Linked DNA regions of Mus musculus: regions 2 and 3 are each linked to region 1. A link is a loop called in an ENCODE intact Hi-C map of the cell type or tissue named here. Cell type or tissue: heart. All regions are shown on one strand. Each heading gives the region's core, and the rest is flanking DNA. Links, peaks and the distances in the headings are about the cores only.

Region 1 (10,917 bases), core at 1,660-9,659:
GTATGGATAACCAAGTTTTGCAAGCTGTGATACACATTCTCAAAAATGTTTTCTACCACTAAAGTTCCAGTCATGTTAACCATCTTACTTAGATTAGATCACCTTTGCCAGATCTACTCAGTGTATGTATACCTTACGTACAGATTTACAAGCTCCAGAAAATGACATCTGTGCATCATCAGTTACAGAGGAAAAGGCTATTGTGAAGACACTTAGTGAAGGTCAGTTATGATATAATCCCCCAAAGCATGCACTGCCTGAGTGTAAGAAACCCTTAAGAAAGTCTGTAATCAGTATTATATCCCATCCCCTTCAGTGATACTGTCAACAAATTCGTGTACCAGATAGTTTGAGTTAGTCTCCTATAAATGAATCAAGGCCCTTTATTTCCTGTATCAATCAACACCAGAATCTCTAAGTACTTAATTAGAAATAAGAAACTATTTTGGCTAATGTGGCCCTGGGTAGCCACAACTCCTTACACAGCCAAGGAAGACCCTGAAGTCCTTATTCTCCCTTTGCAGATTACAGGTGCTCTTTTCTAATTTGTGTCTTAATGCAAAGAACTGTTATATTTTGTTTTGTGATGAATCTAAGTCCTTTGAGGATAAACTTGTTCTTAATGAGATTTTTTTTTTCCCAACCGAAATTGGATGTTTTACCCTTCCTTTTCATCTTTTACTATAGTGTATACTCAAATGAGTAAGGTGCTTCCCAGGTCCCCTGTTTTCTATTACAAGTACAACTTGGGGGCTGTGAGTAAAGTGAACACAATCCTTCCCAGTACAAATGCTCTCAGTGCTTAAGAACCTGGAACACAGTATTCCAAAGGACACAGCATGTCTGACGTGGGAGGTATCACAATGGACTGGCAGTGTCTTTGTAGTATTCCAGCTGTTGAACTACATAAAGAATAATTAAAGGTATTTTCACCAGTTTCCTTAGTTTCACCTTTTTCTACGTACGTATTCATGTATCTCTTAAAAAGTTCCTGGTGTATTAAATAAAATGAAACATACAAAATACCTTAATTATACAACCTTTTTATTTAATTTTCATTAAACAATGCAGAGATTTTCTTATAACAAAGACTATAAGAAGTTTTGGGCTAGCAACCGCAATTTCGAAAGCAAGCAATTGGAATTAGCCAGAACTAGCACAAAAGTACAAAACACAAACCAACTTCAGCAAAGGAGAAGCAGAGGAAACCACAGAGAGTTTAACACTAGCACAAAAAACTAAGTCGATGGAAAATAGCCTAGGAATGAAAACTCTGTACACTGAAAATGCTCAAACTTTCCAAGGACAAAGTAGACCCTTGGGTCAGCTCTCTCCCTAAGGCTACTCTTCCCTCTGTAGCTGGGTAGTTAGTTTCCTACAGAGGACTATCACTTGGTCAAGTGGGAACTTGTGCTTGTTTCTGCTCATTAACTAGATATGACATGGTGTCTAGGTGCCACACACTTAATGTCAAAAAATAGTATGGTAGCTCTAAAGGAAATGTATTAAATTCCACACTCCTTATTTTAAAACACATCTGATAGGAATGTATGTTATGACCAAATGGCTCTTGAGAGTTCTAAGAAATAAAATACTAAGTTGAGCAGAGCTGTCAGATCACTTGGGCCTCAGTTCTAGTTAAGCTGATGGCAGGAAAGTACTTTGTGAAAGTTATCAAACTGTAAGACACGTCAAAATTCGAAGACTAAGATTTTTTAACTTCTGATTCCTGCTGACCAAATGGATTCCATCTGCGTATGGATAGTGGTTTATCAAGAACCTGGGTGGGAGCTTTACTGAAAAACCCTCCATTACTCAAGAAAGTCCGACCCCATGTCTAACTGCTATTTTCAGATGACATGAAAAAACTACTTACAACCAGACTTGGTGCTTAAGAATTTTTTTAGAGAAATGTATTAGGAAATCACTTGAGTCTCCTCAGAGGCGGCTTTATATAATTCAGCTGACACTACAACTATTCTGCAAAATCACCAGGTGGGACCAGGCAAGAATATTAGTTGTCTCAAAAAAGTCAGGTAAATGAAAATTACCTTTTTACAGATAACAATGCTTAAAAAAAAAAAAACAAAAACAAAAAAAACCCTACATCTACACCACAGACTGTTAGCTCCAATATTTCAAAATAATTCCAAAATAACTAAACATTAATCTTATTACTCTACAGTATTTTGGTTTACCAAAAAGTGTATCTTAAGATGCTGACATTCAGTTAATATACAACCAAAAACCTTTAAACCATCTTAGTATATCAATACTGTAACAAGTCACTTTCAATTTTTATGTAGTTCCCAGCTTACTCGGGATTTTTAAAGACGCAGTTAACAAAGTGCAGACATGTTATTCCTCCTGCATCTTCCTCATAGCCTTACTTGGTGGATGATGTAGTTATTTTCAGGGTACGTGGTAGAGTAACAGTGACAAAGTGAACAGGCCCACTCCTTCCACTCCATAACCTCCATCAAAAAGCTAAAAGGGAAGCAGAAAGTGACAGGACTAGAAGAAAGATTAAGATCTAGGGAGAAGGAAACCTTAAATGGTTAAAGTGTGCGAACACAGAAGACAGCTTTTTGCACCACTTCATGCCACAGAATAAACTCTGAAGGAGTAACTAAGTGCTTCTTAGTTGAAAACCATTCAAGAAGCCCCAGTGGATTTCTGGATTTGTTCCTTTAAAATCAAAATGCTCTGCCTTTGTTCGGGAGGCAGCATGGCAATCTGATCCGCAGTCAGCTGGAGAACCTGCATGATCAAAGCTGCTTTTTCTTGATCTTGTGGAGTTACCTGGCTTTGCCCAGGGCTAAAACTGCTAGGCTGGCCTCCACCTTGCTTACTGGCTCCTTGCATGCCAGCTCCCTGCATCCCTCCTTGCATGCTAGCTCCCTGCATCCCTGCTTGCATGCCAGCTCCCTGCATCCCTCCTCCTTGCATGCCTGCTCCTTGCATCCCTCCTCCTTGCATACCTGCTCCCTGCATCCCTCCTCCTTGTATACCTGCCCCCTGCATGGTACCTCCAGGATTTCCCACTCCTGCAATATTTGGAACCTGTCTAGGTCCCTGAGGGCCACCTGCCCCCATATTAATAGGGCCAGGACCCTGGATTCCACCAGTCATCGGACCTCTGGAACTAGGGCCAGGGCCCCTCATCTCTAGTCCTCTTGCATCCATGCCTCTGGTTTCCATCGCGCAGGTCTCCATCCTTCTCTCCATTCCTCGTGGCTCCAAGACCTCAGTTTCCATGGGCCGAGTCTCCATCCCTCGAGATTCTCTACCTCCTCTACCATCCATAGGTAGACCTCTCTGATCTATCATGGGACCTCTGGGCTCTCCAATTAGCATTCTGGGATCTGCTGCCAATGGTCCTCCTCTCATATCATGTGAGGCAGGGCCACGGTTGTCATGACCATGATGCATTGGAGGACCCTGATGGGGTGGTCCCATATAGCCCCTGGGCTCTACTTCTCCAGTCACTGAGAGCAAAGTCCCTCCACGTGGGTCATTTGGAGCATCTCCCAGTAGTCCTCGAGGAGGTATGCCACCAGAAGGCATGGGTCCACGAGGCATCGGAGGTCTAGGATCTGATATCTGCATCTGTCCTCGCTCCAGGGGCACTGGACCAACCACTGGCATGCCAACTTGTGGCTGCATTGCTCCTCCTGGAGTTAAGGAACCAGGTCCAGGTCCAGGAACTGCAGCTGGTATTGGCCCCGGAGCTGGAATTCCTCCCTGGATAGAGGTCTGCATCAGAGGTGGAATGTCCTTCACAGGTCTTCTTGGCAGATGCTGAGGCTGAGGGGCAGGAGGATTCTGTTGGTTCAACATGACGTTAGGTCCCGGGCAGAGGCCAGGGGCAGGGCCGGGGCCAGGGCCGCCAGGCCCACTAGGCCCAGGCCCACCAGGGCCAGGCCCAGAGACCGGCTGAGATTTGCCTGGGATCAGTGGTGTGACATGTATCTTACGATGCAAAATTTTCAGTGCAATCTCTGGATCCATGATTCTCATCACCACTTGTGCCTGCAGCAAAGCATACGCCAACTGTGGGTTCTGAAGTAGCATGTTTCGAGCTTCCTGGTGACTGTTCTGGACACACAACTTCATCTGCTTCATGAGCTCAAACATCTGCTCTGGGGGCAAGCTGGCGACTGCTCTAGTAATCGATTCTGGAGCATCTTCTGGGTCGATAGGGTCCCCATAGGGGGAGTCAATGATGGGGGCCGCCGGGCCTAAGCTCTTTAACTCCTCCTTGTTCTTTTCGCTGGCGGCATTGTCCACCCGAAGCGCTCTCCCACTAAACTCTCGCCCATTGAGGTTTCGCATGGCACTGAGCGCAGTCTCCTGGTCTTGGTACTCGCAGAAGCCATAACCCTTGGGCTTCCCAGTCTCTCTATCGTAGACGAGACGGAAACTGACAACTGAACCAACCTCTGAGAAAATGTCCTTTAACTGCTCCTCCGTCGCCTCATACGGAATGTTCCCCACGAACACCGAACGCAGCGATCGATCCATGGCTGGGTCTCTGACCGCCAAACTCGACATGATTGCTGCCGAGAGGACAGCGGAGATTGAATTCGTCTAAGGGTCGTCCTCTGGCGAACCACACTTCCGCTCTGTAACGGAAGCAGATAGCAAGCTCCGGACAGAAACCTTTCTGTTAGGAATCTGTAGTTCCGTTAGGCCGCAGACACTGCTTCCTGAGACCGGACTAATTTATCTAACGCCTTCCGCCCCGGGCCGTGAGCTCGGTTGTCCGCGCCTACTTACTGACAACAGGATTCCGTTCCATGGTCCTATTGGTCGAGTTTTCCCGGCGTCCCGCCCCCGCTTCCTGCGGGCACAGGATGCACTACGACTGACCTCATTAAAAATGGCCGATCGGGCTTCCATGGGGTAACCGGCAGCGTCTGTGTTTCCACACACTCGGGGCTGTTTTCATTGCGTTCCACCGGCGGGAAACCGCAAGCCGGAAGCTGATTTAAGGCTTAATGTGTTTTCACAGCTTTCGTTTAGTGTAGGATAATAGAAATATTTAAAATTATATCCAATATTATGAGGTAAAAATATTGTTATTTATCCCTTAAAATAGCTTAACAACATTAAACATAATTATCGCAAAGATAAAATAGCGCTTCTGTCAGCCGCAGCCCCGCCCCCAAGCTATGGCTTGTTCAAACTGTTACCAAGTCCAGGGTCTTCCCTGGTATCTTCTGTGTGCGCAGGTTGTTGTGTGATCATTTCTCTCTCCCCTTACAAATTTTAATTGACATCAATGCTAAAGTGGAATTAACTAAAAAGTATGACTGCAGAGTCTGGATTAATCGACTAAACTTTTATTGTACACATATAAGTAGTTGTGATTTTATTTATTATTTAGAGACAAGGTCTCTATGTAGTCCTATCCTGGAGCGCAGGCTGACCTCCAGCTCCCAGAATCCTCCGCTGGGCTTAAAGGTGTGCACCACCACCGCCCACTTCTCTTGCCAGTTTTGTACTTTAAATACTGCCATTTTATTTTAAATGACCAAACATAATTTTCACTGTTTTAACTTGGAAAAAAATTCAAAAAATATCATGGTTTATATTTTGTTTTGTTCTTGGTTTTGTTTTTGTTTTTTGAGACAGAGTTTGTCTGTGTAGCCCTGGCTGCCCTAGAACTTAGTCTGTAGATGAGGCTGGCGTTGAACTCAAGAGATCCACCTACCTCTGCCTTCCAAGTGCTGGGCTTAAAGGAGTGGGCCACTACACCCAGATATGTGTTATGTTAATGTAGATGGTATATTTTTACATTCAGTTGTCAATTAATTCAATAAATTAAGTTATCAGGTATACTAAAACAAATTTTGTTATTTTAATACAGGGCCCTTCTACAGCCCAGGTTGGCCTGAAAAATTCACTGTGTATGTAGTTTAAGCTGTCTTCAAATTTGCAATCCTCCTGCTTCTCCCAGTGTATGCTGGGATTAGAGGCAAGCACCACAAGCCTTATCTTTACCTGATGGTCAAAGAAAACACAGTAACCAACAAACAAAGCAACACGTGGGGCCTATGAGATACTTAAAGGTTTTAAAACATTAAATAAAACATTCACCATAAATTAGGCATGGCGGCTCATCTTTAATCCTAGCACTTGGGATACTTCCAGGACATCCCGGAGCTCTTTATGTCTAGTTCCAAGCTGGTGATGGCACACTGAGAGACACTCAACACTTTAACACTTGTGTCTGTTAAATACTATCAGCTTAGTCCCTTGTAGAAATGGTGTTTAAGCCGGGCGGTGGTGGCGCACGCCTTTAATCCCAGCACTCGGGAGGCAGAGGCAGGCGGGTTTCTGAGTTCAAGGCCAGCCTGGTCTACAGAGTGAGTTCCAGGACAGCCAGGGCTACACAGAGAAACCCTGTCTCAAAAAACAAAACAAAACAAAACAAACAAACAAACAAAAAAACCCAAAAGACAAAAAAAAAAAAAAGGAAGGAAGGAAAGAAAGAAGAAAGAAAGAAAGAAAGAAGGAAGAGAAGAAAGAAAGAAAAGAAATGGTGTTTAATATTTACTCTGAATTACTTTGAGCATCTATCAGTCAAATTAAAAACTAACTGCCAGGCTGGTAAGATGGCTCAGTAGGTAAGGAGCACCCGACTGCTCTTCTGAAGGTCCAGAGTTCAAATCCCAGCAACCACATGGTGGCTCACAACCATCCATAATGAGATCTGACTCCATCTTCTGGAGTGTCTGAAGACAGCTACACTTACATATAATAAATAAATAAATCTTAAAAAAAAAAACTAACTGCCTTGACTAAAAATGTACGTGTTTTCAACAAACAAGACTAACCAACAAAACCACCCAAATCTCTGACATATTTGGCAAATGTGGTATTTACAGCAGGGGTGGTCACACAAGTCTGGAAAGCCTAAGACAGGCTCAGGCTCATTTTGAGCTCAAGGATAGCATGGACTATATACTGAGTTGTAGGCAAACCCGGGATATATGTAAAACCTCCCCTCTCCTTTTAGCTATTTTCAGAGATGAAATTCTACACAAAATTGTAAATACTGTAGTCTTTGTGAGTCTGTAAAGTATATTAAAACACTAAATAAAATAAAATTCACCATAAACTGGGTATGGTGGATCACACCTTTAATCTGAGTATTTGAGACACTTCCAGGACAGCTTGGTTTACATATCTAGTTTCAAGCTCGTTGTAGATACTCTGTGAGGCCCTCAAAACATAAATAAATAAGATACACTTTAAAAGAGTTCACTATAGATAAAGCATATCAAATCTAGACATATTCTTAAGATATTTTGAAAAGTTTTACCCTTCTGAGAATTAACTTGAGGACCTCAAGTCTACTACTAAATTATAATCCCCAGGGACATTTTTTATTTGTCTTGGTCTCTTAAGGAATAAGCGAAACACTCCACAAAGTTTTTTTCTAGTCCCTCCCCCTTCCTGTAGCTTAAAAATAATTCAATTTTCCCTTGGATTCAAGTAGTTCGTCATCCGGACCTTTCTGTTGATAGTAAATCTTTTGCCTCTTAGTAGAATTGTGACTTTGCATCTATAAAATCACTCAAGGAAATATGTAGGTCTTTTTATCCCTTGACCATCTGCCTCACATTTCTTATTCCATAAATATCTTTCCAAACACCGACAGTTCAGCAGTGTGAAAACCAATTTGTTAGAACAAATTCTCTGCATGAGTTTTGTGTACTGTTTTATCAGACTCACAAGTAAAAAATATCACCTCAAAAACGAAAGTTTTCCATGCCTCTCATATAAGAAACACAGATTCTGTTTGCTGAAGCCTAAAGGTAATTTAATGAAGTTCGTAATTGGAGAACTATCCCACTTCAAGGGGAGAATCATACAATCAATATGTAGATGATAGGTTAATATGTATAGATGAGGTGTTTTTTTGCTTGTTTATTTGGGTTTCTTTTGTTTTTGTTGTTTTGTTTTGTTCACCTGTGTAGCCTCAGTCCCTGAAGCTTAATCTGTGGAGTTCCGATTATTTCACTATTTGAATGATTTAAAATTTCTTTAGAGTTTGAGTATTAACAAACCATTTAACCTAGAAAGAAACCAGAGACATTAAATGGCACAGTCCCAATTGTAACTGCCTGCTGCCAGGATGCCTATTGTCTTATTCTTAGATCGATGATAATTCCTCCAGGAGACAATTTTTAAGGATGCGGTGAAGTATCTAGAAATGGAATAAAGTAATCCAGAAAGATCTATATTTCTAAAGAAGGCTTCCTGGTAGAAATGGTACTGCGGGATGGCTCACAATCTATTGCAGACAAATGGAACAGAAGCGATTCAGACAGCAGCTGCACTTGGCCAAGATTTGACATTGGGACTTGGTGGGTTTTTTTTTATGACCTAGAAGCAAGCTAAGATGCATGGCTATCATGTGATGGAACTTAGTATAACAGCTCTGACAATGAAATTCATGAAAAGAGTTGTGATAGTAAAGTCAGTAGGCTTCTTTTTGCCTCTTGATAGCAGAGGCTCATAAAAGCCAATCATATTGAGTTAGCTTCCAGCTGAGCTTTTCAATCCTTTTCACCTGTGTGTGGCATCTGGTCTTCCTACCTTTAACATCCTCTAAATGGAGCTTCGTTTTTGCTACTCATCCCTCATCACTTTGTGTACTTTTCTCTGGCTGACCAGTGCACTTCACTTTTCGTTGTATGCAATCGGTGTTTTTCTTACCCCCTGGCTTCTGCCCATCTTGCCCTTGTATTCATTCACTCCTCCTTTTCCCAGCTCTTATATTCATTTCATCACATTTAAGTTCTCGTTCTTCAATGCTCACCTCAATGTCTTTCCTACTGAAAGCAACAGTATGTGTTTGGTGGCCATGTATTAGAAGTATCTTTGAGTTAGGCAGTCATAGCATCCTGCTTTATAGCTAATTGGAATTGGGCATAGAGATGTTAATGAGTTTGTCTAACTAGCACAGGCAACTACTTTACATGTGCCACTTGAATCAAGAACTCACGTTTGAAAATGACCATTCTATTCAATGAATGTCCCATATATACAGAGTAAGAGGCAAAGCTGCAGCTTGAAACCAGGTCTCCTGAAATTAAGCTTCCTATTGCTCAATTAGCCTAGCAGTCATGGGTCACTGAGGACTGGACACAGCCTCCATTGGCCTTTTTCCTGATTAGCTCTGAGTGTTACTAATTGCAGTTTTGACATGACAATCAGTGCTATGGCAACAGATGGGCTGTACGTATAAAAACTGAAGCAGCTGAGAAGGATGTTTTCGTTTCTTCAATTGACAGGGCCAATATAAAACCTCATTTCTATGAAAGAGCCAAGATTCCTCAGATCCCAAGCTAACCTTTTCTGAGGCATATTTCCCCCAAATTTGTAATACACTGAGTATGAAAAGAACATAGAGGGAAGTAAATAGTAAATTCTACTTACTTATGATTCACTCTTGTTGGCAAGAAAAATATGTAAATTTGAGACTCTGAAAGTATACCACGGCCTGACTACAAGTTAAATGGAGCCAAATGTTGTATAGTCGATTACCAGTCTATTGACAGGCTAAGAACATGAGGTACAAGGACAATCAAGACCCTGGACCAGAATCAGCTGCTAACTTATTGACATCATCTGTAATCGTGTCTAGGTCTTCAGTCTCTGCCAAGCAAACAATGTTTGCAGGGAGTAGGATGGAGGGGCTTAGGCTTCAGACTTTAATCTTAGACTTAGGTTGACAAGAAATCATAGACCTTGGATGAATTAATTCTCGTTACTTCTGCTTTGGCATCTTTCAAATGAGAATGCCATTACCCATGTTGGATTGTTGTATAGAAGACATAACCTGTATTTTATCATTTCTCAGACTGTATTATTAATCTGCATTTGTATATAATGGTAGGATGCAAAGCACAATTTTAAGTGGAAAGAGGTACAAACCTTATTTACTCTAACATTACTTAGAGATGTACATTGTTCTTGTCACTGAAAGGACTAGATTTGATGGGCCAATGATCTGTTGTTACTTTGTATTATTTTAAACTTATATAGAGATAACTCTAAGACAGGTAACATTGTTCAAATATGCACATTTGTAGCTTTGTAGTTGAGTGTGGATTGTTTCCAGGCTCAATCCCATAAGACACTTCAGTAAGAGCTACACTAATCATAATAGTACTTTTTTCCAGTACTACCATATTGGGTCCCATTACAGATGGTTGTAAGCCATCATGTGGTTGCTGGGAATTGAACTCAGGACCCTTGGAAAAGCAGTCAGTGCTCTTAACCACTGAGTCATCTCTCCAGCCCCATGAAGTTCTTTTAGTGAACCATGAGATGTTCTCTTCAAATATTTGGTTAGCTATCACCGTCATTTTTATTAAATGGGCTTGTGTGAACTTTTACGATGGATGGAATGCAAAGACTCAGCTAACACTGCCTTGGTCCAGCACCTATTTGAGTGCAGGGCCATGTTCAAGCTGTCATTAAGATGATTCCTTTTGAAAAGGCACTGCCAGACAAGCCCAGATATTCAACCATAGGAAGGTGGAACTAATTGGACAAGAAGCAGAACTCCACCACTCTTGCTTCGAGCTGTCACCTGAGGGAACACAGAGAAAGCAAGTAGCCTCTTAAGTGTGGAAAAATCTGAGCCTCGCAATTGGAGCTGAATAAAGATAACTTACTTAAGAGGAACAATTCATGGATCTTTTTAACTTTTATTCTTTTCTGTGAGCAGAATAGTTAAATACCCAACTTCAAAGAAATATCAGTTAGTTTCATAACTTTGGGTCGTATTTCACTTCTGAGGCACTGGGAGCTTAAGAATGAACCTACAGTGAACCTTGCTTATGGGAGAGTGGTCTTTCTGAAGAAGTCAGTTGGGGATCAGGTTTAAAACATCAC
Region 2 (10,917 bases), core at 2,166-10,165, 680 kb before region 1:
AAAGGCTTTGAGTGGAGGCCTTTAAAGTCTCCCGTGATACATCCAAATTAGAGAAAGAAGTTATAGAAAACGTATAGTTTCTAAAATATGCATGCATGCATGCATGCATACACACCCGTGGCAGGACACACACAACACACCAAGCACCATCTTATGTCACCCTAAGGTTTTCCTGGTAGTTTCTTGCTGATGCTTTTAGCCACAGTCTGAGTCATGTCTGCTTGCCTGCCCTGTACAGTGATCTGTCTTTATTAGATGGAGTCTTGAATGAAGGGTCATGGGGACCTTGCCTTCCTAGGTCAATATCCTGTCTCTCTGCCACCTCTCTACTCTCTGCAGACTGTGTGTGTAGGGGATGGAGGTAGCTGACAAGGGTACCCTGGAGAGGGAGCTGAGTGCTGATGTAATGCCTTTCTCTCTCTGTAGAGAGACTTCCCAGGAACTGGTGTAAGACCTGAACATTATTATGGGAAACATCCCAGTGTTTTTTTTTTTTCTTTCCCGTTTATAGACTGAGGAAATCAATATGACACTTGGAAGCATCATTTATAAACATGAAAGTTTTTGTATCACCAGAAACACCATAGGTTCTAGGGAACTACTTTTGGTAGATATAAAAGTAAATTATAAATTACTTTTCCAGTAAATGTGTAGATATCCTGACCAAATTATTTACAAGCAAACACAGCCCCAGTGAATTTGAAAGAATAGAGGAACAGTTAATAGCTGTGATAGATTAGAGATGAAGATAATTTTGATATTTATCAAAATTGAGAGACTGCCAAGATAGAAGGTGCCTTATGCTTAGCAATGAGTTGTTACGTTTTATGCATGGCAACTGTTTACTGAAGTATCCGATGGTGAGTAACCAAGGCAGGTAAGAAGTATGAAGGGCTGGGGGTTATTTTCTCACGTCCTTAAAAGTGTACACAGTTGATAACATTTGGCTTGTAATCCTGAAGTACCAAACTCTGCTGAACTTAATCGTCCCGAGCGTAGTAAGAAGCACCTCACTTATTTAAAGGGAAGGAAGGACTCACCGTCTTCAAGTGCAGCAATGTCTCTGACTTCTTACCCAACATTTTATCACAAGGAGTGCTGATGTGGCATGCTGCATTCAACCAATGGTCCTGAAAATCAGGACACTGTAGTGCTTAGTTGGGTAACAGGCTAGCATCCATGCAAGGTATTGGATGATATCCCTGCATGGATACACGATAAGTACAAATGCACACGTGTGCAACTAGAATGCTTCACAGCTCAGTGTGGCAGCGAGCAACTGCTGCGTCAGAGCAGGAGGAAAGAGACACCTGCCTCTCATTATCTATCCATCGGTGCTTTCAGAATTTTAAATTGTGCATAAACATTTTTCTAGTAAGAAGAATACACTTTTTATAAATACTAAGCAAGTGAGTCCATTTTTTCCTTAATTAAAAAAAATGTCCCAAATCAATTCAAATCAAAATAACCTTAGAGATGTACATGTGTTCTCATCCCACTCTTCTCAAATGTTTGACATTGGTATTGGAAGATGCTATTATGTGAAAGTATTTGATTTCTGTATGTTACCACAGCATCACATTTGATTCATAAACCAAGACTATATTCAAATATATTCCAAATCTTGTATGAGAAATAAAGAATACTACAAAAGATGCATATTGCCATTTAACGAACAGGACAGCCAAGGTCTGGTACACTAGTAATAGGCATAACATTGTGGAGTCAATCCACCAACAAAATCAATTACAACAACACTCCTACTTTGTCATGAAAACCAACAAATGGCCTCAGTCCTTCCTGGAATCTGTGGCTGGCAGGGTTTTCACATTGGTTATAACAATGTACAACATTAAACATAAATGCCATTTATAGAAGAGAGTTTCACATGTTCAAAAGGTCATGTGTACTGTCTTACTGTCTTACATCTGTACTATGCCTTAATTAGTTGATAACTTATAATAACATTTTATGCACTCAGGTATCTATTTGAAATAAAATAGTGCCACAGAAAACGATGCGTTGGGGAAGCAAGGCTCTAAGGCCTGAAAAGCACATCTTGCATTTGCAATGGACTTTTTTTTTTTTTTTAAACTGAGGCTGAATCGTTTAGTAGTTTTATCTCATCACCTAGCAAATATCATAAATTCTAGAGACTTAAATTAGCATCCACTGATGATCTCATGGGTCTAGAAGAGAGAAGTCTGGGCACAGCATGCCTGGGTTTTTTTGCTTGGCACTTCAGAGAGCTGAAATTTCAGTGTTGTTCCTGATTGTTCTCACAGGGAGCCCAGAGCCTCTTCTCAGCTCATGAAGTTGTGTCACCTCTGAATTTTTAAGACAATAAGGTCCTTGCTCACTATTTGCTGCATCCCTCACATGTATCTGCTGTATCCTCAAAGTTCACAACAAAGACTTTACTGGGAATTGACTCTTAGTCACACTGGGATTCCTATTTGAGACATAGGGTTAGATCAGGCTTACCTAAATAATTGTTTTATCTTAAAGGCAAAAAACTTGTGATGTCAATTATAGCTCTAACATCTCATAACAGACCCACTTTGCTTACTTTCTAATTGAATAAATGAGAAATAACATGCGTGCTGCAAGGGTATGGGGGCAAAAATCTTAGGAGCGTGATGAGTATTGCCACCATGATCTAAGCCTGTTGTTCTCAACCTGTGGGTCATGATCCCAGAGGGGTCATATATCAGATGCATGTCAGATATTCACATTATGATTCACAGTAGTAGCAAAACTATAGTTATGAAGTAGCAATGAAATCATTCTATGGCTAGGGGTCACCACCACATGAGGAGCTGTATTAAAGGGTTGCATTAGGAAGGCTGAGAACCACGGATAGCTGTCTCCACCTCCTAGACTCTCTCACATTCGCGTATCCTCTTAGGGGAATTAAAGCAAGGGGCCTACAACGTAATGTTTTTTATTCACGTGAGTTACACGTAAGTGATCAATGACAAATTGCTTTGAGGTTTAGGTGCAAGGGCATCCAGTGTCTCTATATACACTTTACAGTTTGGATTCTTGAACCCCTTGGGGATAAAATTATCTTAAAGTCACATGAAGTCCTGCGTTCGCATTCTAGGTTCAAGTCTCTAATAAAGTATAAAATTTGATCTTTTCCAAGTATTAAGTATCACAATTTCCTGTTTAAGTTTTATATTTCAAAATTTCTAACAGGGGTTTTTAAAAAACCATGCGCAGATAAAAGACAATGGCTCCTCTGTTATAGGCAGCTGAGCTTGTGACTGATTTTACAATAATAAGACCACATTATGAAAATGATTTCTGTATATACTTTTCTGTGGAGGAAGATATTTTAGAATCATCGCTATTATGATTCTTTATATAAATTCAGTAAGTGTACTGTGACGCATCTAGGAGATATTAAAGTTAAGCCAACATTTAATTTGCTATTCTCATGCTCTATGTGCTTGTTAATGGGGATGTTGGTGTGAATCTGGACTTAATAAGGTTGCATGTTGGATAAGGGATGATCATACTTCTTGGTCTCCAGACCTGGGCTGGTTCAAGTAAAAAAAAAAAAATGCTAAAGGCAAAATTCAGTATAACGCAGAATAAACTGAAAACAGTCTCAGCTTCTAATAACCAAAAGAGTATGTTTTATTCCTTATGGGACAAGACGTACTTGAACTCACCCTATTCTCAAAGTTCTAAGCCCCGTTAAAGTTGGAGGATGACGGTTGTCTGTGAGGTCAGACTAATAATAGACATCTGTAAACCTGCCGGAGGTAGGAAGGAGAGACAGACCTTCTGTCCTTTCTCATGTTATAAATGAGGAAAATAAATCTGAGAATATAAGGGGCTTTCATATGCACCCAGCTTGAGCAATGACTTGAGCAATGACTTGAACATGAATGTGGATCTTTTGATTTGAACGCACTATTTGTTTTAGTTTACCAGTGGTGTTATAACTTTCACAAATATCGCTATTTCTACCGCTATGAGCAGTGTTTTGATGTAGCAGTATAGAATAAAAGAGAGGTAGTGTGTTGACTGCCACGTGTTCCAAAGATGTGACCCCTGCCTCGAGTTTCACATCCTCAGCCTTCCTTCCTGGTGGTGTGAGGCTGCTCTTACTGACCTCCCAAACCTGTACCGACCGGATCATTCCCTTATATCTAGCAAGATCTGTGTTTCTCCTGGGGTGAAAATATTTGTTTCAACTGAGACTAGTAGAATATTTGGGAGATGGGTATATTATAATTAGATATATTCTAGAAGGGAGGGACACTAAAATCAGACTTAGTTTTAGTCACTTTATTTTTTTATTAATATTTTTATTACATATTTTCCTCAATTACATTTCCAATGCTATAGTTTTAGTCACTTTAAAAACTGTTAATAGATAATAATGCCTACTGTGACACTGACCAGATTAAAAAAGAGGAACCCCTTTAGGACCCCTGATGCCTGTCACACTTTAGTTTCTTTAGAAAGTATTCTATACAAAAGAGAAAATGGTGGTGATGAGATTGGGGGTAGCGGGTGGTGGTGGTGGGGACACAGCCACGTGTCACAGTGAATATTCTTTTTTTAGATAAAAAACATTTGGAATTGTATATGAAACATGAAAAAGTGTCATAAGGAAAACAAGTTCGATAAGACAACGGATGGCCAGAATAGTGGCTCCTAGGAGCTTCTCTGGGTTTATATGTGATTTTTAAGCTTAGTGTGTTCCCATAAAGGAGGACATTTTAGCTTTGCGTCTCCCTGTGTTCATAGATATGCGTACATCTACCTTGCTATGTATTTCACTCAGAAGCTTGCTGTACTGGGATTCATGCGGTCTGCAGCAAATCTAGACAATGCCTGCAAGGAAAACCCCCTAATCGGGGTAAATGCCAGCAAATCCAGCCTTAACATGGAATGGGGTAAGAACTTTCAGAATCATCACGGGGATTAAAGCTAGTAGCACAGAAGGACTGAGCTCTGTGCTGGGATGTATCAAAAACATCGAGGGCTCGAGAGATGCCTCATCTCTCAGGAGGTGGAGTGCCTACTACTCTTCCAGAGGACCCGAGCACCTCTACCAGCACCTCTACCTGGTGGCTCACAACCACCTGTAAACTCCAGCTCCAGGGATCTGTGTTTTGGATCCTCAGGTACCCACACACATGCACATATACCTACACACAGACATAAATTAAAAAATAAGATTGATTTAAAAAATATTCTGCATTCTTGTTATCATTATCCAGTGCTTAAAAGAGGAAAACTTAGTTTTTTTTTTCTTTAACATGATGTTCTCTTCACACTTTCTGTTTCTCTTGACGATGGAGAATGAAGACATTGCTATAGGCACTTAAAAGAAATAACATCAGCTTCATTGTGATTAAGACTGCTTTTGAGCAAAATTTTCTAAGGGCACTAGATGGCGACCTTCACCTTTAATTTAAGGGGGATAATAATAAAAAGAAGGCTTCGTTACTACATTTGCTCCAAGAGAAGCACTGCTCCAGATTTAGAAGAAACAAGAGGGCAATGCTACATATCTCAGTTGGACCCCTGGAATCCCACCATGTCTAGGTTTTCAGCTTTGAAGCTGGAACCAGAATGGTGGAGAAACCAGCATCATAGCACCAGGAGCCTTGAGCTCAAACTGCCCTGACTTTTGCCTTTCATCTTCTTCCTTTAAGATATGGGGTCATTGGGTCATTGGGTCATTGGGTCACTTGGTCAGCTCAATTCCTCTTCCCTTGTGATCTAAATTAAATATGTTTTAAGCTAATGAACAAGATTTTTTTTCCACCAGACAGCAACATTATTTAAGTTTATATCGACTCACAAAAATAAATTTAATCTAGGAAGAAAATTTAGAGTTCCAACATACATATGGCATCCTGGCTAAAATGATCCCTTTAATAAGCAGAAGAAACATTTAAATACTGTCTTTGTTGCAAATAGGATAAGACTTGGGGAGACTTGTCAAGCGTCTTTATGAAACTGTTTTTATTTTTTCATCAGTCATGTTGAAACTGTGCTTTAGGCTTTTAAACATGATAAACGTTTTTGCATGTATTATTTTTAAATACACATTATTTTTTGAGTATTTCTAAAAAAAAAAAGTATTGTAGCTGATTAAGTTTTCGCACATAGGAGTGACAGAAAAGTGACCATTATCACCACAGAAAACTCAGTCTGAATAGAGGTATCTGCTTCCCCAAGAAACCCAGATCTTGTGCTTAATAATTCTAATGGAGTATAATCAGACAAATAGATCTAGCACTGGGTGATACAGGGATTCTAAAAGAAAACATATTTTAGGTATTTTTGCAAACCAAAACCTATGATTGTTTCCCTTTTTGTATTATGTCAGAGCAGGTAGTATACTCATTAATTTTGTAAGAAAAATTAGACACTATTTTTTTTTCTTTTAAAGGAAAGTGACTTCCCTTTAAGAGAAACTCGGTATTCTAGTTGTAGCTACTAAAATATGTTAACTTGTTTGTAGTTACTTAGGGGAAAAAGCCCCCCCCCCATACACCAAATAAATGAAAAACAATGATTTATTTTATAAAACATGCTCTCTGTGGTGTACAATGAGTATTTTTAAAGTGTAGTATTTACTAAACACTCAGGTTCAAAGGGCTATGATAATTCCGTTAGCACTGGCTAGATGATAGATGCACAAATAAGGGAGAAACAAAGATGAATACAGTTGCAGTTCCCAAACTGAACTGGGAGGGTGAGCCCCCAGTTTAGCAGCTACAGTAGCCACTTAGGGACTATGATATTTGGATGCTCAATATATACTATTCAACTGGAGTAGATTAAATAAAAATCCAGACTTTAAACTGTTCGCAATCAACGCACAGCTTTTCAATTTTCTATAAACACTTGCCTTACTGTGATATGCTGATCCAACCTCCACCCCAACCATGTTAGTCCACAATTTCCACTTAAAGTTAAATGCTACAAAACCTCACAATCACTATCGCCCTGTAGGGCATTCCTCTTAGAGAAAGTCTCAGCCTCAGAACTTCACAGTGAGAACAGATAACACACACATGCATCTCCTGACCACGTCCATAGTCATGCATAGCAGAAAAGGACATGGTGGGAAAAAAAAGATGGATTTCTTTAGGTTATTTTCTAAAGACAGTTTAATATATATGAAACCTCTCTCACACACATTCACACGCTCTCTCTCTCTCTCTCTCTCTCTCTCTCTCTCTCTCTGTCTCTCTCTCCCTCCCTCCCCCCCCCCCCCCCCCCCGCAGGATCCAGTTACAAGCACTGCGTCATCCTTGAGAGATCACATGGTAATTGTTGCTATTTCAAGGATCAAGTGTCATGAAGCACCCTATCCCACTCCCTTCTTTTGGTACCATATAGCATAGAAGAGTATGATGGAGTGAACACAGGCTCCCTGGTCCAACCCTCTGTGGAAACCAGGCTCTTTCGGTGGGGTGGCGCGCTCGCGTACTCTCACCAAGCGACTGGGAAAGGGGGACGAGGGAGGGGGGGTCTCAGGGGAGGAAGGGCGGCTCTAATTGGTTTCTCAATGAAAGATAATCACCTATTCCCCAGAGACGCTAGGGATTAGCACTCTGCCTCTCCTCTCCTTCCTTTTAGACGCCTCATCCTCCCCTCTGAGCTTCCAGCCCATTCAGCAGGAGCGATCGCAGGAGCGGGGCTGCACTCCCTGCTCCGGGCTCAGCGCCCCAGTCTCAGGCTCACTGCGCTCCTCTGCCGCCGTCCCAGCCGCCGTCTCGGCAGGAAAAGTTTCTAGAAGGGGGATCGGGCTTAACCATAAAAATGAGCGAACTGGAGGAAGACTTTGCGAAGATTCTCATGCTCAAGGAGGAGAGGATCAAAGAGCTGGAGAAGCGGCTGTCAGAGAAGGAGGAAGAAATCCAGGAGCTGAAGAGGAAACTCCACAAATGCCAGTCGGTGCTGCCGGTGCCCTCCACCCACATCGGCCCGCGGACCACCCGGGCGCAGGGCATCTCCGCGGAGCCGCAGACCTACAGGTCCTTCCACGACCTGCGCCAGGCGTTCCGGAAGTTCACTAAATCCGAGAGGTAGGCTCAGGGCGGCGCGGGGCAGGGGTCACTCTCTCCGGGAGCTTCTGGGGGCAGCAATCAGGATCGGGGGGCTGTGGCTCCTGGACAGAGCAGGGCGCCCCCTGCTCGCGGAGGCGGTCCGGGAAGGGGAAGTGTTTATTTTTGTTTCTGTGCATCACGTGCTGTAGTTGTCTCTGGCGGGCTGGGAAAGGCGAGCACTTCGCAGAGACGCACCCCTGTGGCGTGGGGGGTGGGGAGAAGGACCGCGGAAAGTTTGCTACCCCGCACTCGACGGCGCGGGCTGCTGTCTCTCGGGGCGCCCACGCTGGGGCAGAACTCTGACCGTCCGCGGGCCTGGACAGCTTCGCAGAGGCGACCCTGGGACTCAGGCCTCGGGGTGACCTGAAGCCAGCTGGGGTCGAGTTCAGTTTAGGGACAGAGTTGGTCTGGAGAGTAAGCTTTGCCAAGAGGGCTCTAGCCCTCGTTGGGGCGGACCGGGGCCTGCGATCCATCGCGTAGATCCAGCCTCCAGCCAAGGGCTGGAAGGGGAGGGTTATCCACAGGGTCACTTTCAGGGGAGCTGTGATGTCACCAAGAGAATGCCACAAAACCCCACCTCTGGGCGCTCATATGCTCTGCTTTTGTTCCTTCTAGAAGTGGCACTTCTAATTACCCAGAAGTTGGTGATGTTTGGGTCACCTTGCGCATGAAGCAGGTTAGGGGCAACTGCTTAGACCAGTGCGGGGGAGGGGGGCAAAGCGAAGTTGGGGTAGGGAGAGAAGGCCAGGGTTTTCTTTAGGCGCCACCTCGCCCCCTACTTTCTTCCTCCCAGGCATTTTAAGAGCCAAATCCTTTCACATCAAAGTTGTGCAGCTTCTTCGGGGTGTTCAGAGGAGACTGGATGGGTTTTGGCCACAGTAGGAAGATTTTGCACTCCACTCGCCGCCGCCTTCGCGGAGGAGGCTGATCGATCGGTTGCAGCGTTAAAGCCCTGTGGACATTAGGGGGAGGAAGTGCAGACTCCAAAGCCCATTACTGGCTTTTAGTCTCTGGAAATGCAGGGCCGAAAGTGCATTTCTCAGGATATTGAATATTCCATTAAGCTTGCCTTCATGCCCGCCTCCCTCTTACCCTTTCCTCCTTCTTAGATCACTTGGTGTCTGACTTTGGGGCTCTCGGGGGACTACTAAACTACCCACCCCCAAACATACACACACACTTAGCTCTCTTGTTTTGAGGCTAGTTGTTCTAAAGAGCAAGCCTACCGGAGTCAGTTCTAGGGCCCCGTCGTGTTCCCGCCCCTCCACTGCACTATTTCAGACTCGCTAGTGTATTGATCACAGTGAGGTCAGGCAAAACAGACGATGTGAGGGCTGGGGAGGTGGTGTTCAAAGCTGTCAGAAGCTCCTGAGTTGGGAATGAGTAGGAATAATTTAATAGGAATCCCCAAGAAGGATGCCACTTAGAACAGGGATCTCTGAGAGCTTTCAGATACCCCGAGTCACCTTCGACTTTTAAAATGACACTGGCACCTTTTGTCCCAGACTGCTTTAGAAGTTCCTACTGCCGGGAATGAGGCCACTCCCCTCCCACTTAGGCTGAAACTGCAAAGAGAGTCAGTCTTTGGCCTGGCCCTAGGTTGGGAAGCGGCTGCCGTCCTGCCTCCGCCTGGCTGCGCATTCCGCGGCCGCTGCCCTGCCCGGCGCTCGTTCTCTCGGCAGCTGGAATCAATCTGCCCACCTCCTTAAGAAGCCACTTCATCAGCGGTCACCAGGCAGCTGCTTGCCTCCCAGGGCTGCCGGTTCGAGCTTTATCGCATTTTTGAAATTTCAGATTTTGTATCTGGGCTGTGCCCCTTGGAGTGACAGTATGGCTTCACAGCAGAGAGGAAATTCTCACCAGGGAAAACCCGCCTTCCCAGAGACTAGTCTCAGGCGCCAGTTTACAGAGAAACACCCCCCTCCCCCCACACTAGCATTCTCAAAGAATGTGAAGTTTTTATATTTACGAAGAGGAAATGGCTTGTGTCATATGAAATACCATCCTTTTTGATCCCCCACCCCCACCCAGCGGGTTTTGTTGTTGAAGTAGGAACTTTCATCTCAAGAGTGGTTCGTGCATAATAGAGATTAAGGGCACATTTATTTGTGTCTCCAACAAGTCTTTGGAGTACTTTTCTACTTCCTCTCTGTCCTGGTTTACACTGAACGGAGGTAAATGTCTTCCCACTTGTGCTTTCAAGTTTTCAAAAGGAAGCATGCAGTTTATTTTCAGTAAGGTGACTCATTAGCATTTAAAGAATTTTGACAGGTATAATATATGGGCATTGTATCCATTGGCATTAGGTACTCACTTAAAGAGACAGTACAAAATAGTCAACTGCAAGACACCTTAGTTTAGCTAAGATAAGAAGCACTTATGAAGGCATTTCTAAAACGTGAAAGTTAGTGTCAAACAAGATACCTTCAAAATAAAAGAATACTTTGTGTATCTCTGGTATTTGAGTTTAGGAAGCAGACATTCTATCTCCAGTGATATGCCATGGCTGAAACAGAGTGCTTTATTGCAAAACTAATGTTCAATTATAATTTGAATGATAGCTATTAACACTGAAGGTTCATTTCGAATTTTATTAGGGCACTTCTGTTTTATACCGACAAGAAAATAGATTTTAGTTTGAATTAGGAATTTGTCTAGAGGGAAAACTAAAACAGGATTTTCTTATATATTTATTCTTTAGGGAGAGTCTGTAGTCTAAAAATAATTTACATAGTAGGTGGCAAAACATATCTTAAGCTTTTATTGTAGTGGAAGGAAATGGGAGAAATTATCTACTGCTATAATCAACTCGGTCCAATTATCCAGA
Region 3 (10,917 bases), core at 890-8,889, 670 kb before region 1:
TATACTAAAGTGACATTTTGTTGAGCTCTGTTCTTGTTCTGGAATGAAGATGGACCTGCGTATGTCAGAACTTCTTTTTCCTTTGAATCCCTAATGTAAGCTGAGGTCAAATACTTATATTGAACCATGTGTCCATCGGAAATTTGACCCTCACACCAGACCTGAACAAACAAGAGAAGTCCTTTCTTTTTTCTCCTTCCTGTCGGAGGGCCTGTTTCCTAGTGGGCTCTTGACATTATTACTCAAAGATGCTGAGAATGCACTAAATCTTTTCGCTGGATAAGATTTTTCAGGTGATTTCATAGCTGCATAGGGTATGAATAATTATTTTTGTTTCCCATTGAGAATTTGCTTATCAGGCTCCAGAGCCAGACGTTATCAGGGTTTCTTGTAGGTTTTGGAAGTGACTGTGAGCTCTGAGATAAATCAGGGATAGCATATCCTGTTTCACAAAACTGAAAGTTCAGAAGCTTGGGAATTGTCAGAAAGGAATATTGACCTTGACTCTGGCTTTGTGGGTGTGCTTGCTAGGATGTTGGTTCACTGAGGAGAAAATAAGACAAAAGAAAAGAAAATGAAAATATATATTCACACACACACACACACACACACACACACACACACAGATGTGCATAGTGCATTTGTATGCAGACATATACCAATCATCACCCGCTTCCATCTCTGACTTAAATTTACTATAGTAGTTGTTATTATAGAACTTGTTTAAGTTATCCCCCCCCCCCAAAAGTACTGGTAGAAAGGAAGTCTCCCTTCTTATTTCTGTTTTTCTAAAGCTGCTCATAGTATCTTGAAGATTCTCAAATGTCTGTGCACGCTATCAGGCACATCACCCTATGACCTCACCGGAATCAGATACAAGAATCAATGGCTGTCTCTCTTTCTCTCTCTTGTCCAGTGCTCTTTCTTCGTCCCCGACTCTTCCTGAGTTTTGTGTGTGTGTCCTTTGGATCTGTGTTTCCAACTTCTAGCTTGACATTTTCGAGTCTTACGAGATCTGTCTGCTTGTAAAAGTCACATAATATAGACATAGGGTAAACTGAAAAGATTACTGTATTTTAATATCATTATATCTTCAGATAGTCCTGTGTAGACATGAGTGTGCATGTGTGTAATTTGAGTTTCCTAAATTAATAATATAGTTATTCATATTGAAGATACGTAATGTTTTATAACATCTGTCCAACGAGAAACTAGTGAATCTTTAAGAGACATATCTTTTGCATGGGTTTAGGAAGGGTGGGTGGTAGATCTCACTTTCTTGTTTTAATACTTTCACTCTTGAACAACAGCATTCTTTTGTGGAGTGGTTAACCTTCTCCATAGAAACCACAGACTTCATGCACAGAGCACAGGCTTTGCTGCATGTGTTGTAAGCACTTTCATATTGTCTTGTGAGTGAATAGAATAGAAACCTATATTGCCTTATAAAAGCTCGTAGCTTTGGGTGCACACAATACGTACTTTATATTGACTAGAAGGTTTCAAAACAATATCCGAAAATTGCCCTGTTCAAAGCAACCACTTCTATGTTCATCCTTTCCCTGGTGCGTATTAGTTTGATTTATTCTTGGAAGTTCATCATTAGTAGCGAGTTTGTTGTCCTGGGCTTTAATTTGGGCTGAGTGTTTTCCCCTTTAAGAGTATGGCACATTGAGGTCAAGGGGCAATACAGGTGTGCTGGTTTTATGCAAGTGTTTACTTGAAAGACAGACCAGCAAGGTATCTATTGTAATTACGTCAGTAGAACTTAGTTTGGCTTTTTAACTTGTAATAGAAATGATGCAGCTACAGCTACGAAAATAAACCCTTGGCTACACTTGTTGCCGATTCTGCCTCTCCTTTGTACACAGTCTAACTTAGAAAGGACTTCAAAATACATTTTACATCCCCAGATCCCTCTTCCTTTGAGCTCTCTGACCTCAAAATGCTACAAAAATACTGTTATAAAACCCTTTAGGGTTCCTAAAAATATTTGTATGTTTGCCTTTCACAAATATTCCTGGGTCTGTTTATTCAACGATATGGCGCCATGATTGTCTAACAAGCAACTAGAAAGCCTTTGGGTAACTGTTACTGTTTTTCCTGAAGTACTCATTGCCCACACAGTGTGCATGAGACTCATTTCATGGATTACACAGCCGCTGAAGGACTTGTTTACGTGGTGCCAGAAATTCTGAAAATAGAAAATTCTTTTATATCTTGGGCTGTAAACCCTTGTGAAGAAACCAGGTTTGTTTACAGGAAAAAATTCCAGCTAAATAAAACCTACCCTTCACCCTGCGTCTCCCGCCCACGAGCTACTTCTCAGAGAAAAGGTATATCCCGAATATATTAAAAACAAGTGAAAGAACCTTGTGTCTTTGAGGGTAAAAGCAGCATTCCATGCTAAATGATGTGTCCTTTCAGAGAGTAAAATCACTTTAAAATACACAACCTGGCATCCCCCTCTTACCTCAGCAGATTTCAACTGTGGCATCACAAAATGACATGCATTTGATCGATTATCAGATTAAAATGAATAAATAAGTTTTTTTTTTAAAAAAAATCAAAATTCATGAATTATTTGTTTCTTAAAAATCAGGGCTGAGTGCCTTCCCAGGCGTTTCCCTTGGGAAAGCCGTTCACGGAGTTCCAGTTGGCTTCCTAGACGGGGAGGGTTACTAATGTATAGCAGGAAATTACACATAATCCACAGATGGTCTTGTCTTTTCACAGGAGTATGGTACACATGGGGATATCAGCTGTCTCGTGAGTCACTGCAGGAAAAAAATGTCTAAGAGCCCCTCATCTAACCTAGGGTTCTGAAGAATCAGCTTCTTGACTCTGACTCGCTAAGTTACTTATTTTCGGACAAACGTGTTAGATTCCCTAGACTCAACTTACCATTTCTGTTTGACAGCAGTGTCCCCAAGGTGTGGTGTACACATTATTAGTGGGATAGGAAGGTTTCCTTTATTTTCTTCAATTTTTTATTAGGTATTTTCTTCATTTACATTTCAAATGCTATCCTGAAAGTCCTCTATACCCTCCCCCCCCTGCCCTGCTCCCCTACCCACCCATGCCCACTTCTTGGCCCTGGCATTTCCCTGTATTGGGGCATATAAAGTTTGCAAGACCAAGGGGCCTCTCTTCCCAATGATGGCCGACTAGGCCATCTTCTGCTACATATGCAGCTAGAGACACGAGCTCTGGGGGTACTGGTTAGTTCATATTGTTGTGATAGGAAGGTTTCTAAGTGTACAAGTGAATTTATTTTATATTATTAATAGTTAGAGTTTAATAAATAGTGAGAGAAAGCATTTGACTAGTACACAGGAATCATGTGTAGCTAGCTATATTGCTTAAAATAAAGTTTTAAGGCTTAATAGATTTTTTTTTAAGTAGAAAAGTACAATTGTGTTTTACATAGATATTGTGAAACCAAGGTTTAGGAAATAGTGTCTTAAAGTCTTTTTTTTTTTTTTTCCATGAGAAATGTAACATTTTCATATTTGTTGTTTTGCTTGCTCATACCATATTTTAGAGGATTCTGTCTAATTGGGTTCTCTCTGTACCCATCTTCGGATAGTATTTTACACAGTTGTCTCTCAGTAGCTTGGGGGTATTGAAATGGGGACACAAAATTAGTGTTTATAAAATATACTCGGTAAGCAAGTTTACTTGAAAGTTAAATTAACACCATTCAGGAAAAACATTTTGAGTTCCTCAGGTTTATGACTTTTACTCCATAGATGATTATAAAAGCCCAAGAAAAAATAGCATAAGTTGGAAGCCCACCCTCTCCTAGCCTGTGTCTGGCTGAATCCACAGAACAGCAGGGAACTGCTCGCCTCGTCCTTCCTCCAGGACTGACGCTTGCTTCGGCGGGTGGGTAAGCATGGTGAAAAGAGGGGTGAGTTAGATGTGGGGAAAGAAATGCACCAAGTCCTTTCTTCTAGAGAAAGCTCCAGACCATCTGCTCACCCATGTAAGACTGGGAGGCCTTCAGGCTTCCCTGTAATGACCAACAAAGATAAAAAACCTGGGAAGAAGAAAGGTTTAGGAGAGCAGTATACCAACAGTCGCCACAAGATGGCAGTAGAGGTATAATATTTACTAGTTGGAGCCTACAGGCAGTGTGAGAATTTTAAAATGTGTTTATCTATGTTACTTTCCTAACAACAAGATTCACGTAGTGACTTCTGATCATTGACGATTCAAGGCAACGTGCTTAAAACAACCAAGTGGATTCCTCTCCAGTGTTTCTCTTGAAGACAAGACAAACAAGACAGCTTGCATGGAGAGTTGATGTCACCTGAGGGAAATGCCTAACCCCGCCTCCCCCACCCCCATGAGGCAGCCTCTGGGCTCATATTTCATGAAAAGGAGGAAATAGGAAGAAATAATGGACAACTAAGTCTGGTTTAAAAATGGGTGGATGTGTGAGGAGATAAATGGAATTCTCCCCCTGCCCCAACTCCTCTCTCTCCCATGGAAAAACAAAAAAATAATCAATCAAGAAGGGAAATATTGAGAGAAAAATTAGATCATTTAATAGACAAATCAAGGAGATGTTCCCATCTCCTTGATAATTCTGAAATTCTATAATATAATTAAACAACAATATAGCAAACAGTTTGAGCTCTCTAATGAATGGAATGTTTAAATACTGCATGAAAAGAAACTTTTTTTTTTTTTTTTTTTGAGTACAGGGAGATGTCTTAAGCATAAAGTGCTTTTCAGTTCAGGGCATAAAAGAACTGAGGATCATTTGCCCACTGACCACTGAGGGATGCATTTTGGGCCATGTCTAGTAGACTGTGAGTTTTTGAATCAATATTCCCTTGGAAAGCGTCACTCAGTCTTCCTGTAAAAGGCTATTTCATTCACTGTGTGACTGCTTGTTACATGAACCCCTCAGGCTCAAGAGAAATGTGCTTTTTTTTTTTTTTTTTTTCTTTTTGTCTGTCTTGGTGAGATTCAATAGCCAAAGGACGCTGTGCTATTAGTAAAAATAATTCAGTTTAGAATTAATGTTTTTTATTTGGTCTCTTCAACCAACTACTTTCCCCAGTGTTGTGCTGGATATTTCTCACACCAGCAAGAAGGAAAATAGAAAAACTTCAGAATGATGCACATTTCAATGCTCTATTTGGCAACAAATTGTCTTTTTTAAAAGGTGTTTTAGAATTATGTGATAAGTCGACTTGCAACTGTTAATACATAAAAATGTTCCGTGGGTCAGTAATCCATACTTTCCCTAGGCTAGGGACAGAAGTTTTTAGTCAACCTAACGGTGCAGAGAGAATGAAGTGTGGATCTGGGGGCAGCCTTTATTCCTGATGAGTGTGGGCAAAGTCTAGAAGAAACTCCCCTGCCCCCTAGACACAGTGAGGCAAGTAGCCAGCAGCAGTCTCCTCCCCACCCACCTCTCCCTCTCTCTCTCTCTCTCTCTCTCTCTCTCTCTCTCTCTCTCTCTCTCTCTCTCTCTCTCTCTCATCTCTGCAGGGAAAATTCCTGAAGTATAACAGCAGGCTTTGAGGTTTGCTGCCTTGACAGTGTCTGGTTATCTGGCCTTCCTGTCGGTCTTCTGGATACCAGAAAGGCAGTGCACTCACGACAGACAGGGTAGGCTAGCAACACTGGGGCCATTCAGACACTAAAGCAATTAGAGAGGGAAAGACATTTCCTCTGTGCAGTGCTGTGCCATAGATACCAAGATGAGAATGTCAGTATGCCCTCTCGATAACTACGGGCAGAGGCTTCAAACCTTTCGGTTTTAATCTTTGGATTTATCTTTTTTTCCGTGCTTGCTTCATTGTCCAAGCAATTCGTGCTGGTTGCCAGACAATAGAACTATCCAAAACTAGCCTTATTCTCCGAGTCCTTCCCAGTCCTCCTACAGTAGAGAGTCAATGTTGAACTTAGGCATGCTTGTGCAAACCTTTGTATAGAAAGAGAACTCTCTGTTACAGAGTTGTGGTTGGTTTCCTTCCCTAAAGTACAGTTATTCCTTCACATTCCTTGGTAAACTACTCCTTTTCTGATTAATTATAGAATCCAAGCTTTTGGGCAGATCAGACCTTACCCGTCTTTCTCAGATCCATAGATGATCCCCTTCTGTTTACATACCTCAACTCAGTTGACAGCTTCTGTTTACTTTCATGGTTATTGCTGCAAGCAGTAGAAATGATGGAACTCATATTCTTGCAGGCAGCTTTTGAAATGTCACTTATTTATAGATGGGATGAATGCCAAAAGGTGAGAGTGGCAAGTCAAAAAAAAAAAGGTAAATGTTCAGCTCAACTCTTTAAATTCCTTTGAGAGTATGTATGCTCGGTGTGTGAGAAAAATATCTATGTCTTTGTCTACTCAAAGGAAAAGGTATGCTAGTAGCTCCACAGAACATAAGCTTTACAACATTAAAGACAGTTCTCTCAAAAAGACATCGGTTACGTAACAATCTTAGAAGCAAGGTGAATGTCTGATGTATTTTCCTGTTGACTTATGGTCACAAGAACACACACTCCTTAAAGCGACACGATTTACGCGTCCCTCTATTTTTCAGATTTACAAATCCATGTAGCATCGATGCCTTTCTATGCGGTTTTGTAAATTGAGGAAAAATCCCCAGGCCCCAAGATGTGGCTTTGAAAGTAAGGCTGAAGTTGTATGCGTCTACTGCTCATATAACAAAGGCGTTCTGCAGGGATCGCAATGATTTGTTTTTCTTTGCATTAGAATAAAACTTTGATACTTGAAGGACTCTGAGGAACTTGCTCTCCCACTTGGGAAAATAACAAATTCCAAGTCTCTCTGCTACATTTTCTTTCTTTTTTTTTTTTTTTTTTTTTTAAGACTGGTGGGAAGATTTGGACATATATGGTATTGGAGTCACAGAGCAGATTTTACTTTTTATAGGCTAAGATTTCCATTACAGCCTCTCCTCCTTTCCCCCATCTCTCTCTGTTTTGTTTTGTTTTGTTTTGTTTTGTTTTTCTCTCTCTGTCAATGTTGAGATATTGATCTAGAGTTGGTGAGAGGTATGCTTACTAGTACTTATTTGAACGAGAATCCAATAATATGAATGATTTTATGAGTTTTACTTGGATTTCTGAAAAATTGCATTTATTTATTTGTATTATAAAAATGTGTGTGTTATATTTCAGCACGCGTGTGACATGGTACACATATGGAGGTCAGAGGACAGTTTATGGGAGAGGGTTAGCTCTCTTCTTCTATCATGTGGGTCCCAGATTTAAAAGGCTGGTTGTTAGTATTGGAGACAAGTGCTTTTATGCATGGATTTTAATCTCCTCTTTCCAATAAAATTAAAATAAGGGAAAGAAACCTTGAGAGGGTAGGCAGAAGAGAAATTTCAACTCAGTCTAATCCAGAAGTAGATAGTGACCAACACACTAATGGCCTTGATGTTCACAGGCTTGGAGAATTCTTTCACACACAGATTGTGTGACTTTACATAAACTACTTGTTTCCTTGAAGTTGATTTTGACTCTTTTGCAAAGACATGGATGGCGTTTCCTGTAAGCTTCATGTGCAGATATGGGCCAGGGCTGTGTGTGAATTCATGGTAAGCATAAAGCTCTCAGTGGATCACTAGCTCTCCCGTAAGAAAACCTTTACAGGGGCAGAAGGCTTCCCCAACAATTTGCTTTTGGAAGTCACTACTGCCCAGAATCGATTTTAGGAAATATCCTGTTCACCCTTGTGGATTAACAAACAAACATTGTGACAAACAAACGGGAGATCTGGAGGTTTTAAAGGAATCTGATGTGCCAACCACAGACGCTTGTTAGTGACTGATCTGTGGTTAGATGGCAAGTCCCTTATGTCTCCTATACTCACCCCTTTGAAAAGTATCTTAAACATAACACTAAGTGAACCAAGGGAGAGGAGGTGTGTGTAAACTGAAACAGGACAAGCAGAGATGACAAGATAAGGTGCTGTAACCGTGTCCTAATAAAATGTAAATGCGTACATATAAATATATATATATATATACACACATATACATATACACATACATGGATATGTTTATACACATATACAGTTTGACTTAGTGATGCAAATTACATGGACTGCTCATTGCCAGTTGTACACCCCTCTAACTCTAGAAGATTCTAGAAAAGCTGCTTCTCGAAGACTAGAGGCTTAAAGGAATTATTGCCACACATTGCTTATGAGGGATAGCAGTAAAGCAGGGATGCTGAGGGACTGCTTGCGTCAGATTTAGGAAGGACACAGAAGTGCCGGAAGGGTTGCTTAGAGAGCATGTCCTGCATAGCTGGGACATGACTGCAGCCACACTGTGGATAGTTGCACTTTCTTGCTTGGTTCCTTATTTTCCAGCTTTGTCCTTCTGTCCTCTCATTATCTATGTGTGCAGGCATGCTCTGAATTGCCAACCAGTGGCATTGCAGGATTGCAGAAAGAACTAGGGGCCATGCAGCTATCCCCACAGCACAGTAGATGCCTGTCTCCGTACCTGACAGCCATGGGGAAGAACGCTCTTACTGAATGCTCTGGCGTGTATCCCTATCTCTAGTTACCTTTAAGCTTGTACCTTTGAGAGTTCCCAGTGCCTGCTTGCAGTTTAGAGACTAATTTTTCATTACATCTGAGTTTTTCTATGTGAACAAATATTATTCTAGATTTCATTTCTCCCAGGGCAGCCTGATCGTTAGCATGTAGGAAGACATATGAAGTCGTTTGGAGATCAAAGAGCCATGTTCTGTGCTCTTAGACTGATGTCATACAAGAAAGCATATCCAAAGCTTTGGCCTCTTCAGTTGTTTAAAAAACCTCCCACGGTTGTTGACAGGCCTAAATGAGCTCACGCATGAGAAAGATTTAGCTGAGTGCCCTGTTCAGAGCAGTCATTCAACAAACGCAGCACTGACTGCCATTGTTTACCGTGTCTGACCTCATTCACCAAATATGTAACGTGCTTTTAACTCCGTGCCAGGAATGGACCCATGTGTGTTCCTGCCATATTTCTCAGCCCACACTTGGATCTACTTCTGCTCTCTGGAGTAGTTGTGACCCCATTTTAGAAGTCATTTCAGGAGTCACGGATGGGACGCTGCGTTGGCCACATTTAGGACTTACTTGATTTTCAGTCCCATCCACGGAAGAGTCTCTGTCCTTCTGGGCATGTTTCATACTCTTGCCTCTCACCACAGCTTTTTACAAACTTGTACTCTAGGAAGGAATTCTAGAAGCTCCTAGATAAACAGACTGAGCTGTGCTAGGGCCTGCTCTGTGGCTATGGGCTCTCTGAACCAAACAAACACGGATTTTCAGGTTTAGTTTGCCTGAGAGATTCAGCATCTGCATGGCTGAACCTTTGAAGACAGCTAGCTAGCTCACAAGATTTTAACCAGTTCTTTCTTTGGTTCTTCCCTCTTTTCTCTCTCCCTTTCCTCTCTCCCTTTCTTCCTTTCTTTCTTTCTTTCTTTCTTTCTTTCTTTCTTTCTTTCTTTCTTTCTTTCTTCCTTCCTTCCTTCCTTTCTTTCTTTCTTTCTTTTTCTTTCTCTCCCTCCCTCCCTCCCTCTCTTCCTTCCTTCCTCCCTTCCCTCTTCTTTCTCTTTCTTTCTTTCTTTCTTTCTTTCTTTCTTTCTTTCTTTCTTTCTTTCTTTCTTTCTTTCTTCCTTCCTTCCTTCCTTCCTTCTTCTCTTCTCTTCTCTTCTCTTCTCTTCTCTTTTCCTTTCTTTTTTCATTTATTCCTTCTTTCATTTTCTCTAGTCAAGTTTTCAATATTTCAGTATAAACAAAGTACAGCTACACACAGTATCGAGAATCAATGTGCTAGTGCTACTTTAACAAGGATCACATCATAGAGTGTTCTTGTTGCCTACGAAAACCTAGAGGACGCTTTCCATTATTCCCTTCCAGGCAGTACACATGCATGAATACAAAGGCCAAGATATGGAGGTGTGGGATTCCATAGCCCTGGATTTTAAGCTTCTGATATCGTATATTAGTCATATTGTTTAATGTCTCCAAGCTAGTCTCACCTCTGCAAAGTGAGACAAGACCCCCCCCCCCAACCCCACCCCGTTCCCAAGTCAGGGATGTCATTCAGAGGGACTTTTAGTTGATGGCATGGGAATATAAGAACTACTAATTAAGCTTAAGAATGCACATCTCAGACTCATATGAATTTATTTGTCCCTGTCCACAACCCCATGGCACTCTGCTGTGCTTCTAGTATTTGTTATGTTTCCATGAGCTCTGTGCACATTAGGAGACAGAGCTCAGATACATGACAGGGCATCCAAAAGCTCATTGGAAGAACGCCGGTCTCAGGGCTCTTCTACTGTATAGCATGATAATCCACAGTGGGTCTGCATGGAGAAAACTAGGCATTGTGAGATCTTCTGATCTTTTTAAAATTGCAGTGCACATGAAAGTACTTACAGTATCAAAAGGCCCCATTTCCAGGATGGGGGGTGATTTAGATACCCTCCCAAATGTGTGCCTGACCTCCTCAAGAGAACTGCATTTGTAGGAATGTCCAGAAAGGCCTGTGTCCGCACACACTATAACTTGGGTCTGGTCAAGCCAATGATTAGTGAGTTTGATATTACAGAAATTTGTGTTTTTGTAGTTTGGGCAGTGGGCATCAAGTAGTTCAGATTCAAGGTGTCAGCAGGGATGTGGTGTCATTGAAGGCTAGCAGGGAGGCTCTTTTCCTGGTGTTTGGAGGCTGCTGACCATCTTGGGCCTTCTGTGACTTGTGCTCATAGGTCTCCACTGTCTACCTTCTTTATTTCTGCACAGTTGTCTTCCACAGTGGTTGAGTCTATGTCTCCCACTTGTGAAAACACAGCTATGACTCGTGAAAGCACACTATTCATTATGTCTATAAAGACCTTGTTTCAAGTAAGTTTCTTC

Evidence for each region. Peaks named below come from ENCODE experiments on the same cell type or tissue, not always from the same donor. Only the 100,000 strongest peaks of a DNase experiment are listed, where the experiment ranks them.
Region 2: a loop joins it to region 1, with 2.2 times the contacts of the local background. A loop is called at or near these places in 5 of 42 quality-filtered maps.
Region 3: a loop joins it to region 1, with 2.3 times the contacts of the local background. A loop is called at or near these places in 5 of 42 quality-filtered maps.

Annotation. Positions count from the first base shown.
Region 1 is chr19:31,076,703-31,087,619 of GRCm38, reverse strand. The region is part of intron 3 of Prkg1 (protein kinase, cGMP-dependent, type I); the gene reads left to right. It overlaps Cstf2t (cleavage stimulation factor, 3' pre-RNA subunit 2, tau), which reads right to left and starts at 4,779. Exons shown (of 1, transcript NM_031249.2): 1 at 1,028-4,779. The coding sequence starts at 4,554. The coding sequence ends at 2,656. In heart, for the core only: no CTCF peak of the experiment used is centred there; DNase peaks (open chromatin) are centred at 3,619 and 4,819; H3K4me3 peaks cover 2,629 bases; H3K27ac peaks cover 1,750 bases.
Region 2 is chr19:31,761,709-31,772,625 of GRCm38, reverse strand. It overlaps a transcript of Prkg1 not described here. Among named protein-coding and RNA genes, the nearest start is that of A1cf, 100 kb to the left of the region's middle. In heart, for the core only: CTCF peaks have their summits at 5,404 (motif pointing right), 8,187 and 9,727; DNase peaks (open chromatin) are centred at 7,555, 8,235, 9,035 and 9,675; H3K4me3 peaks cover 3,577 bases; H3K27ac peaks cover 3,358 bases.
Region 3 is chr19:31,749,532-31,760,448 of GRCm38, reverse strand. It overlaps a transcript of Prkg1 not described here. Among named protein-coding and RNA genes, the nearest start is that of Prkg1, 91 kb to the right of the region's middle. In heart, for the core only: CTCF peaks have their summits at 3,859 and 4,071 (motif pointing right); no DNase peak of the experiment used is centred there; H3K4me3 peaks cover 581 bases; H3K27ac peaks cover 1,077 bases.